2 separate regions of the Homo sapiens genome follow, and region 1 is linked to region 2. A link is an interaction called in ENCODE POLR2A ChIA-PET data of the cell type or tissue named here. Cell type or tissue: GM12878. All regions are shown on one strand. Links, peaks and the distances in the headings refer to the core of each region. The heading gives the core; the rest is flanking DNA. Region 1 overlaps LIX1 (limb and CNS expressed 1). Region 2 overlaps ERAP2 (endoplasmic reticulum aminopeptidase 2).

The links. Peaks named below come from ENCODE experiments on the same cell type or tissue, not always from the same donor. Only the 100,000 strongest peaks of a DNase experiment are listed, where the experiment ranks them.
Region 1: POLR2A ChIA-PET joins it to region 2 with 6 read pairs; 2 of 35 experiments call an interaction of 5 or more read pairs at or near these places.

The regions. Positions count from the first base shown.
Region 1 is chr5:97,108,896-97,118,579 of GRCh38, forward strand. The region is part of intron 2 of LIX1 (limb and CNS expressed 1); the gene reads right to left. It overlaps LIX1-AS1 (LIX1 and RIOK2 antisense RNA 1), which reads left to right. Exons shown (of 8, transcript NR_187470.1): 8 at 4,811-5,520. Among named protein-coding and RNA genes, the nearest start is that of LIX1, 29 kb to the right of the region's middle. In GM12878, for the core only: no CTCF peak of the experiment used is centred there; no DNase peak of the experiment used is centred there.
Region 2 is chr5:96,915,708-96,925,391 of GRCh38, forward strand. It overlaps ERAP2 (endoplasmic reticulum aminopeptidase 2), which reads left to right. Exons shown (of 19, transcript NM_022350.5): 18 at 1-62; 19 at 1,755-3,996. The coding sequence ends at 1,898. It also overlaps a transcript of ERAP1 not described here. Among named protein-coding and RNA genes, the nearest start is that of LNPEP, 16 kb to the right of the region's middle. RefSeq lists an enhancer at 4,403-4,452. In GM12878, for the core only: no CTCF peak of the experiment used is centred there; DNase peaks (open chromatin) are centred at 4,231 and 6,026; H3K4me3 peaks cover 1,943 bases; H3K27ac peaks cover 4,308 bases.

The sequences.
Region 1 (9,684 bases), core at 1,012-9,011, 190 kb after region 2:
CACGCTTCATTTTACAGTTTCACAGAGCAAGGGTTCTGTGCCACCAAACAAAGAAAGCCAAATCCCTCTCATTTGCTTTCACAACATCCCCACCTCCATCCTATCTGCCCTCTGTTGACTATCTCTGCACTGTCCCGGGAACGCTCCAGACTTATGCTCTCGTGTCCTCTAGAGACCTGTCTCTCCTCCCCATCTCCACAAACCTAGTTGGAGTGCCCTGAAGCCAGTTTCCAAGTCCTCTGTGATTTTCCCTCAAACCTTCTAGAACAGTAGTGCCTATATATTGTAAAGACCGTGTCCTTGACTATGGGTAACTTCTTGCCCACCCCTTCTCCCAGCCTCCGGGCCTGGGAGGAGCCCTCATATACTTTTGTTTTTAAAGACTGATTCTCCTGTCACCCAGGCTGGAGTGCAGTGGTGCAATCTTAGCTCACTGCAACCTCCACTTCTTGGGCCCAAGCGATCCTCCCACCTCAGCCTCCTGAGTAGCTGGGTCTACAGGCACTTGGCACCATACCTGGCTAATTTTTGTATTTTTTGTAGAGACAGGGTCTCACTATATTGCCCAGGCTGGTCTCAAACTCCTGGGCTCAAGCGATCCACCTGCCTTGGCCTCCCAAAGTGCTGGGATTACAGGTGTGAGCCACTGGCCCCCTCATATATTTATTTCTTTTTTTATTTTATTTTTTATTTCAATAGTTTTTGGGATACAGGTGCTTTTAGGTTATGTGGATAAGTTCTTTTGCGGTGATTTCTGGGAATGCGGTGATTTCTGGGAATTTGGTGCACCTGTCACCAGAACAGTATACTCTGTATCCAATATGTAGTCTTTTATCCCTCACCCCCCTCCCAATCTTCTCCCCCAAGTGCCCAAAGTCCATTATATTATTCTTATGCCTTTGCATCCTCATAGCTTAGCTCCCACTTATATGTGAAAACACAATATTTGGTTTTCCATTCCTGAGTTACTCCACTTAGAATAATGGCCTCCAGCTCCACCCAAGTTGCTGCAAAAGACATTATTTTGTTCATTTATATGGCTAAGTAGTATTCCATGGTGTACCCCATCTTCCTTATTCGCTCATTGGTTGATAGGCACTTAGGTTGGTTCCATATTTTTGCAATTGCAAATTGTGCTGCTATAAACATGAGTGTGCACGTGTCTTTTTCATATAATGACATTTTTTTCTTTGGGTAAATTCCCAGTAGTGGAATTGCTGGATCAAATGGTAGTTCTACTATTAGTTCTTTAAGGACTCTCCATACTGTTTTTGTATATTACTTGAGCATCCTCCACTGGCTAAGCCAGGCTCAGCACTTGGAGATGCTTGTACATGGTGAGTGTGTTGATGAAATAATTACAAGACTTTTGAAATGGCAAGAACATGACACTGAGGAGAATTAAAACAAACACAAATTAAAAAATAACAAAAACCAACCAAACAAACAACATTTGCCAGGAGACTAACAAAGCAGAACAATTAAGGGCAGGCAGAAGAAGATATTATAACTTACAATAAAGAGTGATTTATTTATTTTATTTTTTTTAATTTTTTTTGTGAGATGGAGTTTCACTCTTGTTGCCCAGGCTGGAGTGCAATGGCGTGATCTTGGCTACCTACGCCTGCAACCTACGCCTCCTGGGTTCAAGCAAGTCTCCTGCCTCAGCCTCCCGAGTAGCTGGGATTATAGGCATGTGCCACTACGCCTGGCTGATTTTGTATGTTTAGTAGAGATGGGGTTTCTCCATGTTGGTCAGGCTGGTCTCGAACTCCCAACCTCAGGTGATCCGCCCGCCTTGGCCTCCCAAAGTGCTGAAATTGCAGGCATAAGCCACAGTGCTGGGCCCAAAGAGTGATTTTCTATATAGCTGTTGAATGAAGAATGGAGCTAAAGTTCCAAAATGAGTGTGGAAAGTAGTTTTTTTTTTCTTTTTTCTTGGTGTTGACACACAAGAAGGCTTTGGGGGAAGCTTTAGACAGCAAGGCCATTCAAGGTTTAGACCTCTTCTAAGTTTTAGGCAACTTGTATGAAACCAGAATGGGTTTGACAAGGTAGATTGGCTTTGTGTTATGGGCTTGGCTGAAAATTTATAGGACATTGAGTCACCAATCTTTCACTGAAGCTTGAGTGCCATCTCTTTTAGGAAGCTTTCCTTGACCACTCTCAAGTCTAGGCTTGGAGGACTACTGTCCAAGGGAGGCACTGACCACACTGCAGTGTAACTGTTTGCTAATGCTCTGCTCCCACCGTCTCCTGGCTGTGAGCTCCCTAAAGGCAGAGCCTATGACTTAGTTGTCTCCCGCCTCCTGTGACCTAGTTTGCTGAATAAGCAACAATACAGCCTAGGAAACTAAAAAACAAGTCACTGAAGCACTAGACATAATGTTCAAGAGATCCTCGTAAAGAAAAGAATGAAAGATATATACTTTTTATTTTTTTTAAATGAGCGCAATTTCAATAAACCGTCTATGGTATGTGTAACTTAGTCATATAAAAATATATTAATGAATTTCAGATGGATAATTGGTCATTGCAGTCAGACACTTTGAGATGACCATTTTTGCCTGAGCGTAGGGTATGTTTATTATTCTTTGGAAAATCAGTTCCCCATTAAAAAGCAAACAACGTTTTTGCAAGTATTACCTGACATCTGTAGGAACAGCTCATTTTAATAGGAATTTAGCTTTACAAAATCTATCATAGAGCTGTTGGAGTTTTAGAATTTAGAGAATTAGATTCAGATCCAGGCACTCTTCAGAAACAACTTCTATCTAAATAATAGCAATTTAAACCATCTTTTATGGAGAGAGAGACCTAGTAAACACTAGTTAGATAAAAGAAGCTATCTATTTTAAATAAGACCAGTTAAGTACTAGATCAAAAGCACCACATACGTTTACAACCAAATGGCACTGCTCGGGAGATCAAAGTGCAGCCCGGCTGAGAGAACAGAAAGAGCCTTTACCCAGAAAGCATGAAAAAGGACTACAGAGACCTAACCAATACCAAGATTTTAAAGCAGACACATGTCTATGCTCATTTTATTATTTCAATGTACAGAATCTTTGCTTAAAACGGGGGAGAAAGTGTTCCAATTAATAAGTACATAAAATAAAATAAATTCTGAGCCATCAAAGGGCTTTTCTTGCTATTGTTCTTGGCATTTCTGAAAGACAAGTACTTCAAAATGTCTATAATGTTAACCAGCCGCTTTCTTCTAAATTCTAGAACTACAAATCTCAGCCAGTAAGGGCTGCATATTTTTCTCTAGGGATCTTTTAATGGGACCTCTCAGCCCATAAGAATCTTTACTGGGGGAAGAAATTTAGCCAAACGGCAATCTGCTTGGTTGCAATCTAAATCAGAATGTGAATGTTGCTGTAAGAACAGGCACTGTTAAAGTTACTATCAAACAGTGGGAAACACTGTAAGAAAATAAAATATGGTAAGTGACAGGACATTTTATGGATGTGTCCAAACCAGTCGTCAAAGACATCGGTTGGGGAGCGAGTGAAGTATGATGTTATTTCAAAGTAACTTCCTGCTAGAGTTAGACTTCCCAGGTTATACAGTTCATTCTTGCTATTTTTTAGCCAGGCCCTAATCATAAATATAGATTTGTAAACCGTGTCTTTTCTGTTAACCATTCTTACTTGTTAATATAGAAGGACAACTTCTGTCCTTTGCACTTTGCGAAAGTGCAGAGCTGGGATATTTAAGTCAAGATTTTACTAAAGTCAGCTGTGAATTTCTCAGGCATGTGGAGCCACATGCTTTCCGAGTGGCCAGCAGACCTCATTCAGACATTTATTTTGATGTTCAGATGCCTTTCATTTGCTGGTAGATTATAAACCACTATAATCATTTCAAAGCCTCCTGGCTCTGATCTAAAATTAAAGTAAAAAAAAAAAAAAAAAAAAGAGTGACTGTGGCATTGCTCAGGAAAGCTATTCAAAGGCAGTGGTAGCCAGTTTGTAAGATTCCCCAGTGACCCCTGCCCCGTGGCATTCACACCCTTGTGTAGTCCTCCCCTGCACTGCACCAGAGTTCGTTTGTGTAACCAATAGAATATGGTAGAAGTGATGGCAAATCCCTTCCCATATTAGGTTATAAAAGACACTATGACTTCCGTCTTGGTCTCACTTGCCATCTCTTTATAAGAGAAGAGAAGTGGAACCAAGAGGAAAAGTCACTGCCTTGGGGAAAGTCACTGCCATGTTATGAGCAGTCCCAAGGAAAGGCATACATGGCAGATAACTAAAGCCTTCTGCCAGCAGCCATCTGAGTGAGATGGGAAGCTGATCCTCCAGCCCTGATCAAGCCTTCAAATGACTGCACCTCCAGCTGACAGATTACCAAAAGCAACCTCCTTCCAGAAGACCTTGAGCCAAAACCACTCAGCTAAGCTACTTCCAGATCCCTGATCCTCGGAAACTGTGCGAGACAATAAATGTTTGTAAGTTTTCAGGCTATTTCTTATGCAGCAATAGGTAACTAATACAAAGGCTTTGCTCACCACAGGTAATTAAGAAGTCTCAATGAAATAATCCACATTGCTGGCACTATGTGCTTGGTACTATGCTGAGCACTTTATGTTTATTATCACATTTTGTTACCACAACAATCCTATAAAGTTGGTTTTGTTATTATCCTTATTTTGCAGGTGAGGAAATAGAGGCCTAAAGAGGTTATACATCCCAAGGTCATGCACCTTAAGATGTGAACAAAACAAGATTTGTTTTGTTCTCTGGTCTGTCTGACTTGGGAGTCCAGATTTTTAACCACTTTGCTATTTTGCTCTTCACAGAAATGGCCACCCACTTTGGAATAAAGAGGACATATAATTTGCCTAAGGTCACATAGCACTCTCTAAATCAGTACAGTATTTTAGACAAAGCTTCAACTTTGCACTTTTATGGGTCATTTTGATATAAGACTACAAGGATATCTCCTCCCATGACAAACTTGACTTCATTTACAACAAAAGGCCAAGCAAGATACAGTACACTGTGGGGATAAATGGTACTCACTGAGGACAGGAATATGCTGACATTATCTCAATTTCCTCCTCCCTCCTGTTGTTCTCCTTTGGATGCTTTCCTGGACTATAGGGAGAAGGAAAATAGAGAAAGGCCAACTGCGACTAGGCCAGAGATCAGATGTTACCTTGTAGGAAGCATCTCATTCTAACCTTAAGTACTCTCTTGATGAAGTACGGGGCCAAGAGATTTTGGAATTCTACCACACAAGGTTGCTCAGCATTCCAAGAAGTATTGATAACTCTTCAAGAGCAAAAGTCATTTAAATTAAACTTCTCTGGCCGGGCATGGTAGCTCATATCTGTAAACCCAGCACTTTGGGAGGCTGAGGCTGGAAGATCACTTGAACTTAGGAGTTTGAGACCAACCTGGACAATGTAGCAAGACCTGGTCTGTACTAAAATTCAAAAACTAAATAAATAAAACAAAAAATAAACTTCCCTCGCTCTGATGAATAAAAAATTTCCCCCAAGACTAACTCATTTTGGCCCTGTATTTTATCATAGATTAAGATGACCAACAAGTCACCAGGACCCTATAGGGTACACTATAAAGATTGCTGCCAAGCCTAGGCCGGGAGTTTGGACCAATAGTTCAAAAACTTTAGTGTTCATAGTACAGTTACCCAGGAACTTGTTAAACATGTGTATTCCTGCGCCCAAAGCTGACCTACTGAATCCGAATCTCTTCAGCTATATGATGGTGGGGTCTGCATATAATAAGATTTGCGGGTGATTCTGACATGTGGACCCAGGACAACTCTTAGAGGAGTGTTGCTGAAACCTCTGCCCCTGCCATGTCTCATTTCCAACAGGCAGGAGCAGAACCAAGTTTTGTGGGGCCTGAGGCTTACACAATTTGGGGGCCCTTGTTTAAGAAAAACAATATGAAATTACAAATAAAAAGATTGGCGTTGTGATTTACAAAGAGCCTCTGCAGAAGCTTCATTGTCTTCATTGTAAAGCCACTTCTGCTAACATCAGAAATGCTGATTTCTCATTAGAGAAACTGCTTCTACCCAAGAGTCAAGGAAAGTAGCATTCAGGTTTAAAAAAAGTCCTTTATGATAGTTCTTCTACAATTAGATCCTTAGGAAGTACATAGCACTACTGACTTAACTAACTGAGGTCTCAATTTCACTTCTCTGCTTAACAGTTTTTATTTCTTCTATGATTATTTTCCAGGGTGTCACACTATGTAATGTTGAGATTTAACCAAGATTAATTTGTTGACCAGTAGGCTGTCCTGAAATAAAATAATGACTAGTTAACTATTTAGCATTAACTGAAGTTCTTATATTAATTGAAATAAAATTTTGGTAATCATGTATGTGTTATAAATAGAAATTCCTAATAAGAAATTAGTTTTTTTATTACTTATTTGTGAAATACTTTAAAACTATCTGTAGGTGTCTTACTGATTATAGAACCATCTTCTGGCCAAGCTGAAGCAATTTAGACATGAAACAGTAACTTTCCTGGTAGCCCTCATTTGATTAATGATTGTTTTCCATGCTTTGTATTAGAAAATAGGCAGGATACATGTGTTGAGTAGTTGTTTCTACATCCCAAGGTTTTACTGTACTTACATCCCAACTACAGTGCTTTCTTTAGGAATGCATATGGAAGGACATTGATACAAGTAACTTTCTATCTTAAACAACAGACTTTCTACAGTTATTCACACATGTGTTTTAAAGACATCAGGAGAAAAATGGTCTCCAGATCTAAAATGTATAAAACACATTTTAGGCACCTTTTCACTGGTGCCTCCCAATGGTAGCCAAGGAGTTGAAACACAGTCTGTAAGAAGCAGGATTAAAAAAAAAAAAAAAGAACAGTAATGTAATAGCTAATGTGACAGATTGTATCTATTTGCAGATTCAAAGCTGAAGATGCCATCTTCTCTGGGGTCAAGGGCAGGTCAGTGTTATTTAGGTGGCATTTATTCAATAGCACATGGTACCCAAGGGGTTTTCCAAAGCTGGGACTTTGCAGGTGGCAAAACCAAATAAATTGACTCTGTGAGAAGTGAGAATTCCTGCCCAAATCCTATCGGCTGTTAGGTCTGTCATTCAGGTGCTTGGGAACATTTTGCTTTTGTGACTTGGAGTCCGACTTTTAGCAAGTGACTTGCGGAGTTTGTGCGTACTGCCTGACAGCTCTGGTCAGTGTCACCAACACCTCGGTTTCATCCTGACAGCAAGCCTTCACGAAGAATGCCACAAACCAGACCCTGTTGCTAACGGAACCCCTTTCAGTGCTTTAAAACCTTGACTACCCTGACCGAAGCATGAACATTTGCATGTGTTCCAATTTATCTAATTGTGGATATATTAACATTTTTTCTCCTTCCAGATGGTGATGTGAAAAAGGGCAACCGTTGGAACTCAGTCACCCAAGTTAATATCGTGTCTATCCATAGGTCAGGGTGGCTGCAAATATGTTGGGAACAATTTAGAGCTCTGTGTGTGCTGGGGATGGGGGTCTTAGCTAGGTGTGGGGGAGGGGACTGCTCTGGGAGTCCAATTTTCAGAGAAAACTCACCAGTTCCTGTCAACTGAAAGAAATGTTTCATGCACATGGTGGGTCAGAATGTTATTTTTATAATATAAACCACCTGGCCTTCTCCTCGTTTACCTCTGCCGCAATGCTATTCTACACACATACCTAGACCAAGGTCCCTGGTAGCTATTACAAGCCTGTGTTGTGCTTTGCTCCTTGAGGTTTTATTCCTTTTCTTTTCTTTTTTCTTTTATTCTTTTTCTTTTTTTCAAGTTAAGGTGTAGACAAGACGAATTGATCAGGGCTCAAGATTTGGGTTTATTTTTATAGTTGCTTTGATGTGAAAGGAGTTGGGATGGGGGAGTTAGGGAGAGATGGAGTCAGGCTTTCTTCCCCACTCAGCAACTCACTGAGCTGGTGAGCATCTTTCTAAAGTTTATGAACTAGGGGCTGGGAGACTCCTGTGGAGATAGTCTGAAGTCTTTATTTACCATGGGGCCTTTCCTAATCATTTCTTTCACTACATTCTATATTTGGAGGTCAAGAATTTCTATTCACTTTGTTTAATAAAAAAAGAAACAGATTAAAGTTAGGGAAGGAGGCTGGGGAATAAATAAAGGGTCTCATTAAAGCAATATGCACTCCCAATTTCATGGGCAAGTCATTAAGATCTGATAATTAGCTGACATATGACTTTCGAATGGTTATAACTAACCTTCCCGTCTTTGAGTCTCATTAGTTATAAAACAGGATGCTTTCCTGTGGAGATTTCCACCAGGAAATACCTCCTTTAGAAGTTAAGTTACATTGCATAGCATGTCGTCCATCTGAGTCAAGGTATACCACCCTAGAGGCAGAGAAGAGGTCATGGATAATTTCAAATAGAAATACTAGGCATTAAAACAGCATTAGTGCTGGGCAATAGTCTCAAGTTTATAGCAGGAACTAAATCCCTATTTGGGATGTGGAATGTCAAGGCCAGGCCTTATTTAACGCTCAGCAAAAAGAGCATTACAATTCCATTGAGTCAAGTGTATGAATTAATCAGATTTTCTTAGTCATTCTCTACTGGGAAAAACTTAATTTTATAAACTTAGTTTATTGTGATTTAAATGTACTTTTAATTCCATGGACTTTGAGAAGACTCATTTAACGCATGGAAGTATAAAACGCGTTTTTATGTCTGGTAATGCAGATTAAGTTTGCTTACTGCCTTAAGTAACTAAAATAAAACAAAATTAAAATACTCCTCACCTTGTTTAAGGCTGTATGCTCCTTGGAAAAATAGTTTTTCTAGATATCAGCATAGGCAATAGCTTTGGTTTGAAAACCAGATTGGCATAAAAATCAAAACCCATCAAATGAATTCATTGCCTTTTAGAGACAGAGCTTGGCAAGGAGCTCATCTGCACTGTGTGCCACCCCGCATCTCACTACTCTGCAGCCCTGTTTTGCAACACCAAACATTGGTTACAAATGGAAAAAAAAAAAAAAAGGTCAATCAACAGTTTGCCTATGGAAGAATTGATTGTCTCAACCTCATAGAGTGCTTGGCACTATTCAACTAGCCTAAGTACCAGAACCCAGTGTTTAACACCTGTACTTATTTTCTGGGAAGCCATTTTAACAACAAAATACTTATGTGAAAAAGATATAATGCCCCGATGAGTGAGTGTCTCACATTCCAAATAGATCGAGCTATCACATTAATATTTTTGTCAGGAGGCATTTTTCATTCAATCATAATTCATGCACATAAATAATCACATGCTCTAGTACTATATTCGAGGAAATTTTTCCTTTTTAGTCAAAATAAGAATGAAATGCATTAATTCAAGTCATTCCAGCAGGCTATATGTGGAAGACCACGTCACTGACTTGAAAGCAAAACTTGAATCACAAACCCTTTAAATCAAAATATAAAATAAGATAAAATACTCAAGTTCCCTTTTGGATTTGGAAGCAAAAACAGCTGCTGCAACAATGAGTGGCTTTCCTTCTGAGTTCATCAAGAGGGGAGCCAGACGTGGATCTGATGGCCCTTGTATTGCTCTATTGTAAAAAAATGGAAATTACTGCAAGTTTTCATGGTCATGATATGTGGCTAGGGAAGGATTAACTGCCTAGACAAAAGTGGC
Region 2 (9,684 bases), core at 1,159-9,158:
ACATAAGGATGATCATCTCTGGCACAACAGCTCACTTTTCTTCCAAGGATAAGTTGCAAGAGGTTTGTGACTTTCTGTTTTTAACAATTTCAAAATAAATGTTCAAATTGTGGAATTGAAAGTAAACTTAGATATAATCTGATTTGAAGTTCTCATTTTAGTTTTTAAAAAAGTTGTTTGTCCAATGCCATATAGCAAGTAAATGGAAGGGACAGGATTAAAACCTGACACTTGGCCAGGCACAGTGGCTCACACCTGTAATCCCACCACTTTGGGAGGCCAAGGCAGGTAGATCATGGGGTCAGGAGTTCGAGACCAGCCTGGCCAATATGGTGAAACCCTGTCTCTAATAAAAATACAAAAATTAGCAGAATGTGGTGGCACGCACCTGTAGTCCCAGCTACTTGGGAGGCTGAGGCAGAAGAATCACTTGGACCCAGGAGGCGGAGGTTGCAGTGAGCTGAGATCACACCACTGCACTCCAGCCTGGGTGACAGAGTGAGACTCCATCTCAAAAAAACAAAAAACAAAAACAAAAACAAAAAACAACAGCAAAAAAAAGCCCCTGACTCTTAAAATACTTAAAATACGTGTATTCATAGCATTCAAAATGAAAATAGACTTGAGAGGTGAGCCCTTTTGTATTATTTCTTTCATATTGTATTACGATGCAAGAGTGATTATATTAAAGTTTGGAAGCGTACTTAATGATCTTTTTAACAAAACTATTGTTGGTAATTCTAGTTATCTTTTTTTTTTTTTTTTTTTTTTTGAGGCGGAGTCTTGCTCTGTTGCCCAGGCTGGAGTGCAGTGGCTTGCGATCTCGGCTCACTGCAAGCTCCGCCTCCCAGGTTCACGCCATTCTCCTGCCTCAGCCTCCCGAGTAGCTGGGACTACAGGAGGCTGCCACCATGCCCACCTAATTTTTTTGTATTTTTTTTTAGTAGAGATGGGGTTTCACTGTGTTAGCCAGGGTGGTCTCGATCTCCTGACCTCGTGATCCACCCACTTTGGCCTCCCGAAGTGCTGGGATTACAGGCGTGAGCCACCAGCCTATCTTTTTTTTTTTTTTAAAGCATTATAGTCTTTGCACCTTCTTTTCACAATAAATCTTGAATTTATTTACCCTTTAGGCAAATTCAGAATTCCTGAACTTAAATCCCAGCTCACCATTTACTCTATGACTTGGGTAAATCATTTAACTTCTTTAGCCACATTGTGGTCACTTGTAAGATGAGGATTTATAATTTTTGTCTTACTTTACCTATTGTTTGAAAATAAAGTGAACAATTATGCAGAAAAGTAGAAAATAACCTTTTAGAGGTTGGCAGAGAAATGCCTATACCTGTGTGTATGTAATTTGCAAGCTCTTTTGAAAATTTTTGGAAGACGAAGTGGTTTTATTGTTTCTTTATTTTTGAAACTGCCTCGCTCTGTCAGCCAGGCTGGAGTGCAGTGGCACCATCTTGGCTCATTGTAACCTCCACCTGCTGGGTTCAAGCAATCCTCCCGCCTCAGCCTTCCAAGTAGCTGGGACTACAGGCATGCACCATCATGTCCGACTAATTTTTGTTGTTGTTGTTGTTATTTTTTGTAGAGTCAGGGGTTCTGGCATGTTGCCTAGGCTCGTATTGAACTCCTGAGCTCAATTGATCTGCCCACCTTGGCCTCCCGAAGTGCTGGGATTACAGGTGTGAACCACCACACTCGGCCAAGACAAAGTGTTAGTAATTTTTTTCTTCAATATTTTACAGGTGAAACTATTTTTTGAATCTCTTGAGGCTCAAGGATCACATCTGGATATTTTTCAAACTGTTCTGGAAACGATAACCAAAAATATAAAATGGCTGGAGAAGAATCTTCCGACTCTGAGGACTTGGCTAATGGTTAATACTTAAATGGTCAATAGAAAAAGTAGGCTGGGCGCGGTGGCTCACGCCTGTAATCCCAGCACTTTGGGAGGCTGAGAAGGGCGGATCACGAGGTCAGGAGATGGAGACCATCCTGGCTAACACGGTGAGACCCCGTCTCCGCTAAAAATACAAAAAATTAGCCGGGCATGGTGGCAGGTGCCTGTAGTCCCAGCTACTCGGCAGGCTGCAGCAGGAAAATGGCATAAACCCGGGAGGTGGAGCTTGCAGTGAGCCGAGATTGCACCACTGCATTCCAGCCTGGGTGACTGAGCGAGACTCTGTCTCAAAAAAAAAAAAAAAAAAAAAAAGAAAAAGAAAAAGAAAAGAAAAGAAAAGGTACATCAGACATGACTGCCTGCATGAAGTCAAACAGGGTAACACCAGTGAAGCTCAAGTCAAGAGCTGTGGATATTTTGTCTAACCAACAAGAAGTCTCAAGAAATCAGGCAGTGCAGCTGCCTGCTCTCAGCTATCGTATCCAGCCAAAAGATGCATGATGATGGAGTGGTGGGGGAAGGCCAGTTCAGTATCCTATTTAAAAGTAAACTTCCTGAATAATGGATATATGTGGAGATACAGACATAGATATATAGATACAGCTGTAATTATTTAGCCTCAAGTGACTTTCTCCATTGCTTCACGCTATGCCACTATTTTGCTTCTTTAATTTTTTTAACCTTGCTTAGTATTCTATAGTTTGCCCAACCAGTTTTACGTCCAAGGAAAATTAGCCAATGCATAAAATATACAAACTATGAAAGGCAAGGATCAGGAAACCAGAGACTTTGCCACCAAATCTCAGATTATTAGAAACTAGGTGTCAGGGTTTATCAAGAAGGCCAGGAAGGCCTTTTGGGTTAAGCCTTACATTCATGAAGAACCTCAAGGGTAGATTTTTGAGAGCATTCCAAATGAATGGTCTCTGGTCAAATGAATGAATGGTCAAATGAATAAATCTGCCCTCACAGAGATACAAAAGGAAAAGGAATATAATTCATACCATTTGGTTTAAGCCTTACATTCATGAAGTACCTCAAGGGTAGATTTTTGAGATCATTCCAAATGAAGTCGAATCTGCCCTCACAGAGACACAAGAAAGGAATATAATTCATACACTATTGCATTTTTAATAAATCTTTTGAAATTTGCAGAATTAGATTGTATTGTGTATTTTCGGTTAAATGATAATTGAATGTAAATATTTAGATGCAGCACCATATTTTATAACCCAGCTTTAGCATTTCTTCATATTTTAAGGAAACCCCCCACCTCCTTCTTTTAAGGGCGCTTCTTGCTCTCTGAAATGCCCTGCTAAATGCTTCTCTTAATTATTTGAATAAGGTAGTTTGGAATAAAGAAAGAAAAGATCACTCTACATACAGATAGTAAACTTAATTTGTGATCCTATATATGAGACAGTATAAAAATACAGATAAGTTTTAGAAAGACTCAAAACAATATGTAAATGACTGATGTTTGCATTATTAAGGAAGACTTGGGATGTTGGGTCAAGAGGGGAAAGTGTTAGTCAATCCACTTTGGAGCAATATCATGAAGGTCAATTATAATTCCATATACCTTTCTTTGATGCCACAGTCAGAGATAGAATACAGTTTGGGTGGCCATGGATGTGCCCCAATACAGTACACATTTTTTGGTTAAATTTGTTTTCAGATCATTTCATGGAATCTTTGAAGTATCTTTGACTCTAACTTTGACTTGGTGGTGGACCTTCCTTGGTTTTTATAACACCTAAGAGATATCCTTTAGAATTACATGTATTTTAGCATAAGGAAATTGAAAAAGTAAAACATACTGGTTTTTTTCAACAAGACCATATGTAAATTAAATAGTGAAATGTGTATGAGTTTCAGTAGAACTGTACCATCAACAATGTTTCCATAAATATGCAGAGTTCTTTCTTTTGTATTGTTATTTACAATATTGTTAAATTGAATGCATTTGCAATTTCTAGGATTCTAAAGAATTGAGTACAGAAAGTAGCAATTTTATTATTTGATGATAATATGAGAATTACTGTGCCAATACTGTTTTGATAAATAAATAGATTTTTAAAAATAAATGTATTGTACTTATTAGTGTAGTATTTCAAAAGCCTTGTGGTAGATGCCAGGCCACCAACACCAACTTCAGACTTGGTTGTGTTACTTTTACTTTCTTTTACCCTGAATGAATCAGATGTGAAAAAGTTATATGCAAGATCATGAATATATGATGAGGTGAACAGGTTTGACTTCTCTGGGCCTCCCCCATTCTTCACAAGGCCCATTGAGAATTATGTGGTTCCAGCAACTCACTCATAATGAGAAATCTTTCAGATTATGAAAGCCCAGAACCAATGGCTTTGTATGGGGAAGAGTGGACACTTTGACCCTCAAGAGTCTAACTAGCCAAGTGTGGCGGCTCATGCAGGTAATCCCAACACTTTGGGAAGCCAAGAAGGGGGATTACTCGAGCCCAGGAGTTCAAGATCAGCCTGGGCAACATGGCGAAACCGTTTCCACAAAAAAATACAAAAATTAGCCTAGCATGGTGGCACATGTATCCCAGGTACACGGGAGGCTGAGGTGAGAGGATCACTTGATCCTGGGAGGTGAAGGTTGCAGTGAGCCAAGATCATGCCACTGCACTCCAGCCTGGGTGACAGAGCTAGACCCTGTCATTTAAAAAAAAAAAAAAAGGAGTCTAACTGCCATGGTAAGGATTTTCTTGTCCTATATCAGTACATGCTACTGCTCTTCATTCCTTGTTATGACATTGAGCCCATTTGAGGTTCTAGATGAGCAGAACTGGCCAGAAACTACTGCAAGGAATCCTGATTTTCTGAGGAAGTTCCAGGGGTTTTTGGTCTTTTAAATTTTTTGTTTTGTGTTTTATCCCACCCCCAGCCATAGGGCAAGCCTCCAAATAGTCATAGGAACTAGTTTTCCACCTGAACACTAATGTCTACCAAACATAAGCCTGCTCAAAATGGCCACATTTTTACTCTGCTACTTTTCCTTCACTTCTATTCTTTATTGACCTTCTTTCATCCATGTAACCACGTATCACTATTTTTAAAATTTCAACATATAGTGGTTTACAACTTATACATTTACAAACTTTAAACCAATCATGCACTTGGTTGTCTGCTTCCTGGTATCTTAATCTCATCAAAGCCAGGTCTCCAAATCATAAGGAAGAAAGTCTGAAAAGGATCATGAAAGAAGTGGCTTTACTAGGTCGAAGCATATGTGTATTTCATATAATCTTCTATTTTAATAGTCTGTGCTGGGTAGTTTCCTTAAAAGGGTGTTAATTCACTTTCTTCTTATTCATACATTCTGTAGCTGTCAGTACCAGATGTTAAACTCTGATCTCTAGTAATATTTAAGTTACCACTTCCCCTGATATGTTTCTGGATCCTTTAGTTTTAGATGAGTCTTTTGCAAAGAGACTGTACCTGAATTTTGTTTTTTATTATGCTCCCTAACTTGGGCAGGCCCTGGGCTTTGTCATCTGTCCCCAGCACTCTCGAAGGCATAAAAACAGAAGCTTCAGATGCTCTCAAGGTGAAAGTTGGCCTCAGCCTTCGGCTTACCCCTTGGGATTCCTGCCTTCACTTAGTTTCTGATCCAAGAGTATTCCTTACTAACTTTCCAGGTCATCAATGCATTAAAATAATTTTATTCTACATTTTTAGTTATTTTTAGCAGGAAGGTCAGTTAAGGTATCTATTCTAGCATATTCCCAGAAACCATAATCATTTATTTTCTTATGTACAAATACCTAAGTCTGCATTATACTTAGAAAGCTGGCAGTATAAACAGATCATTTGTTTAGGATTTAAATCAGGAAAATGTTTAGTATTCATAGTGAGAAATCTTTAGAAAGTCTGAGAAATGCATACTTAACTAACAAACAAGGTAGAAAAACATTTTATTTCTTACTCGTTTCTACAATCTTTCCTTCCCAACCATAAATTCAAGATCTTTTACAAATGTATTCTTCTTTCTTCCAGATGTCCTAATCCTCTACTATGCTGACAGAGAAGGTCAGGAAACTGGTTTTCTATTCTCAGTACATGACTCAGTAATTCTCATCTTGTTATTTACACACATGATTTCCCACACTTCAAAATTCATGCCTTCCTCTGTTGAATTATGTCATATTTCTTTCTTTCAATACTATATTTCAGGCTCATTCCTCCGTAAGGAATTCCCATAGTAATAGCACCTGGTATGTCCCTTTAGTCATCCAAAGAATACCACAGTTAAAATTATAAACTTCATTTTGAGTTGGCCAGAATAAATTGTCTGTGAAAATACTGAAAACATACAAAGGACATTTTTTTCTCAGTTTTAAAACTGTATTCCGCTTTAAAAACTGTTTTCTAGGCCGGGCGCGGTGGCTCACGCCTGTAATCCCAGCACTTTGGGAGGCCGAGGCGGGCGGATCACAGGGTCAGGAGATCGAGACCATCCTGGCTAACACGGTGAAACCCCGTCGCTGCTAAAAATACAAAAAATTAGCCGGGCGCGGTGGCAGGCTCTTGTAGTCCCAGCTACTCGGGAGGCTGAGGCAGGAGAATGGCACGAACCCGGGAGGCGGAGCTTGCAGTGAGCCGAGATCAGGCCACTGCACTCCGGCCTGGGCGACAGAGAGAGACTCCGTCTCAAAAAAACAAAACAAAAACAAAAAAAACTGTTTTCTAGTCAATTAAGTTGCAAATTCTATCTCGTCTCTAATATATTGAGTTGGAGTTGGGAAAAGGATAGAAAGAACACTCTTTTAAAACTCAAAAATGGAAAAAGGCCAGGATGAGGCTTGGGGCACATAAGACTGCTGGCATATAATTTTATTTTCTTTCTATTCATATCTTCAGATGTAGAGCCAAAGACTAAAAGCAGGAGTCGTAGAAGGACAAACAGGGCTTTCTAGCTGGCTGGGGGCAAACAGGTAGAGAGACTTGAGCTAATAGGAATCAAAAGAAAGATCTGGTTTGAAACAATTGTGCACAATCTATGTGAACCAGACAGAGCTCGCAGTTGTCAGACCCTCTGTCCGGGTGAGTTAACTTCACTCACACTCAGAGACTAAATTAGAGTTACTCAAGCAACAATGAATAAGTTGTTAGTGAAAGAGGCTGGATAGCATTTAAAGATTTGTATTTATTTATTCTTGTTCTAAGTTGTGCGTTATCTGTAGATAAAAGTTATGCAACTACTAATCAAAGCGCATAACTTATATCTTACAGAGAAGCCATTATTAGGTAGGACGAGCATATTATTCTTCTAGTTTCAAACAACTGTGCCTCTGCGAGGCCTCACTATTTGGATGTTTTTTGTTTTTTGTTTTTTGTTTTTTGTTTTTTTTGAGACAAGGTCTTGCTCTGTTGACCAAGCTGGAGTGTCACGATCGTAGCTCACTGTAACTTTCAGTTTCTGGGTTCAGGTGATCCTCCTGCTTCAGCTTCCCACGTAGTTGTGACTGAAGATGTGCACCACAATGGCTGTCTAATTTTTATTTTTTAATTTTTGTAGAGATGGGGGTCTCACTATGTTTTCCACACTGGTCTCAAGCTCCCGTCCTGCCGCCTTGGGCTCACAAAGGGCTAGAATTACAGGTGTGAGCCACCACGCCAGGTCCTGGCTGTTTGGATTTTAAGACCAAGGGAAACATACTATTTGTTGACCCCTCGGTCTCACTGAGGACCTGGAAAGAAATAACAGCAACAGTGCTGGCCTTGCAAATCCAAACCTAAAACGTGCTGTCTAAAAAAAGAAACTTCAGGCGGGGCGTAGTGGCTGACGCCTGTAATCTCAGCACTTTGGGAGGCCGAGGCGGGCAGATCATGAGGTCAGGAGATCGAGACCATCCTGGCTAACACGGTGAAATCCCGTCTCTACTAAAAATACAAAAAATTAGCCGGGCGCAGTGGCGGGCGCCCGTAGTCCCAGCTATTTGGGAGGCTGAGGCAGGAGACTGGCGGGAACCCAGGAGGCAGAGCTTGCAGTGAGCCGAGATCAGGCCACTGCACTCCAGCCTGGGCGACACAGTGAGACTCTGTCTCAAAAAAAAAAAAAAAAGAAAAAGAAAGAAACTTCATACACGTCAAAATATCCAGTTGCCTTTTCTTTTATAATTTCACCATTATAGATTTATTCCTTTGGACTAATAAAAAGTTAAAATATTACATTGTAACTCACTAGTCATGCTTTAGTGTGACATCTTAAAAAATTAATATTTCTTTATAGCTAGCTAAGCAAAGGGCCCTGAGGAGAGAAAGAGGACCCTGAAGTTGGGAGACGGGCTTGGGGAGTGAGTTGTGGAAAGTGGCCAATAGCTTAGAAAGTACTGGTTGGGTAGGAGGAAATTAAGGGCAGTATCTGTCACTTACTCAAGGATGTTACACAGATGTCATTTGATAAATATTTGTCGGCTGTAAAGCAGCACCTGGAAGTGAGGAAGAAATGGAAAATTTGCCTCAGGCTGATCCTGCTAGTACACGATGGTATATGTCTGTGTCATGTTTCATGTATTATGTATGTATCCTGTGTGCTTGTCCTGATTGGCCCAATAGATTGTATGTGCCATAAAAGTGAAGCGTTAGCTCCTGTTTTGTTTTGAGGTCTCTTTGAGGCCCTGCACACCAGGGGCCCTCCATAAATGGTGCTGACTGACTGACAGCCTGTGCTGGCAACCATCAGCCAAAGGGAGGAAAAAAGCACCTGAATCAGCTGAGAGTCAGCCAAGAATCATAGTCAAATGTAATTTTCAGCACAAATATTATAGGACCTTCTCAAGCTAAAAAACAAACAAAAAGCTCAAGGACACATTTTATGGGAGTGAACCTTGGGCAAGCTTTATTTTAGCATAGCTGTAAGAAACAAACAAAAAGGAAAACTAAATCAGAATATTCAAGAGTATAAACATCTCTCTAGAAAGAGCAAGTCAATAACAATTCGGGCTAACAGATTTTTTTTTTTTTTTGAAATGTAGTCTTGCTGTTGCCCAGGCTGGGAGCGATGCAATGGCGTGATCTCGGCTCACTGCAACCTCCACCTCCCGGGTTCAGGTGATTCTCCAGCCTCAGCCTCACGAGTAGCCGGGACTACAGGCACCTGCTACCATGCCAGGCTAATTTTTGTATTTTTAGTAGCGACGGGATTTCACCATGTTGGCCAAGCTGGTCTTGAACTCCTGACCTCAGGTGATCCACCCACCTCGGCCTCTCAAAGTGCTGGGATTACAGGCATGAGCCACTGTGCCTGGCCCACATCATTTCAAAAAATGTTTTTTCTATCTTCTGACTTTTATGGAAGAAAGGCTGTGATTGCTTTTTATGGCTATATAGGTAGGCCCATCATCCTAGTCACTTCCTGGCCTAGGTAGGCCCCATCCAACCTAGGGCTTAGATGCCAACTCAACACCGAAAACTTGGTTTGCCAGCACATCATTATTTTAAATGATCAGATTGGAATATGTTACCGTTATAGAAATTGGTTTGCTATTACAAGTCTAAACTTCTTTGCAAGTGATCTACATGGTATTTAAATTTTATAATTCACATACAATAGTAACAGCAAATACATCTTTAGTGCTTACTTTGTGCCAGTCTCTGTTCTAAGTATAATTATGTGAATTTGTCTCATCCTTACACTAACTCTGTGAGGGTACTTGTCCTCATTTTACAAAGGAGAAAGTGAAGCTCAGGGAACTTGCCCCAGGCACAGAGGTAGGAAGTGGCAGAGGCAGAATTTGAACCCTT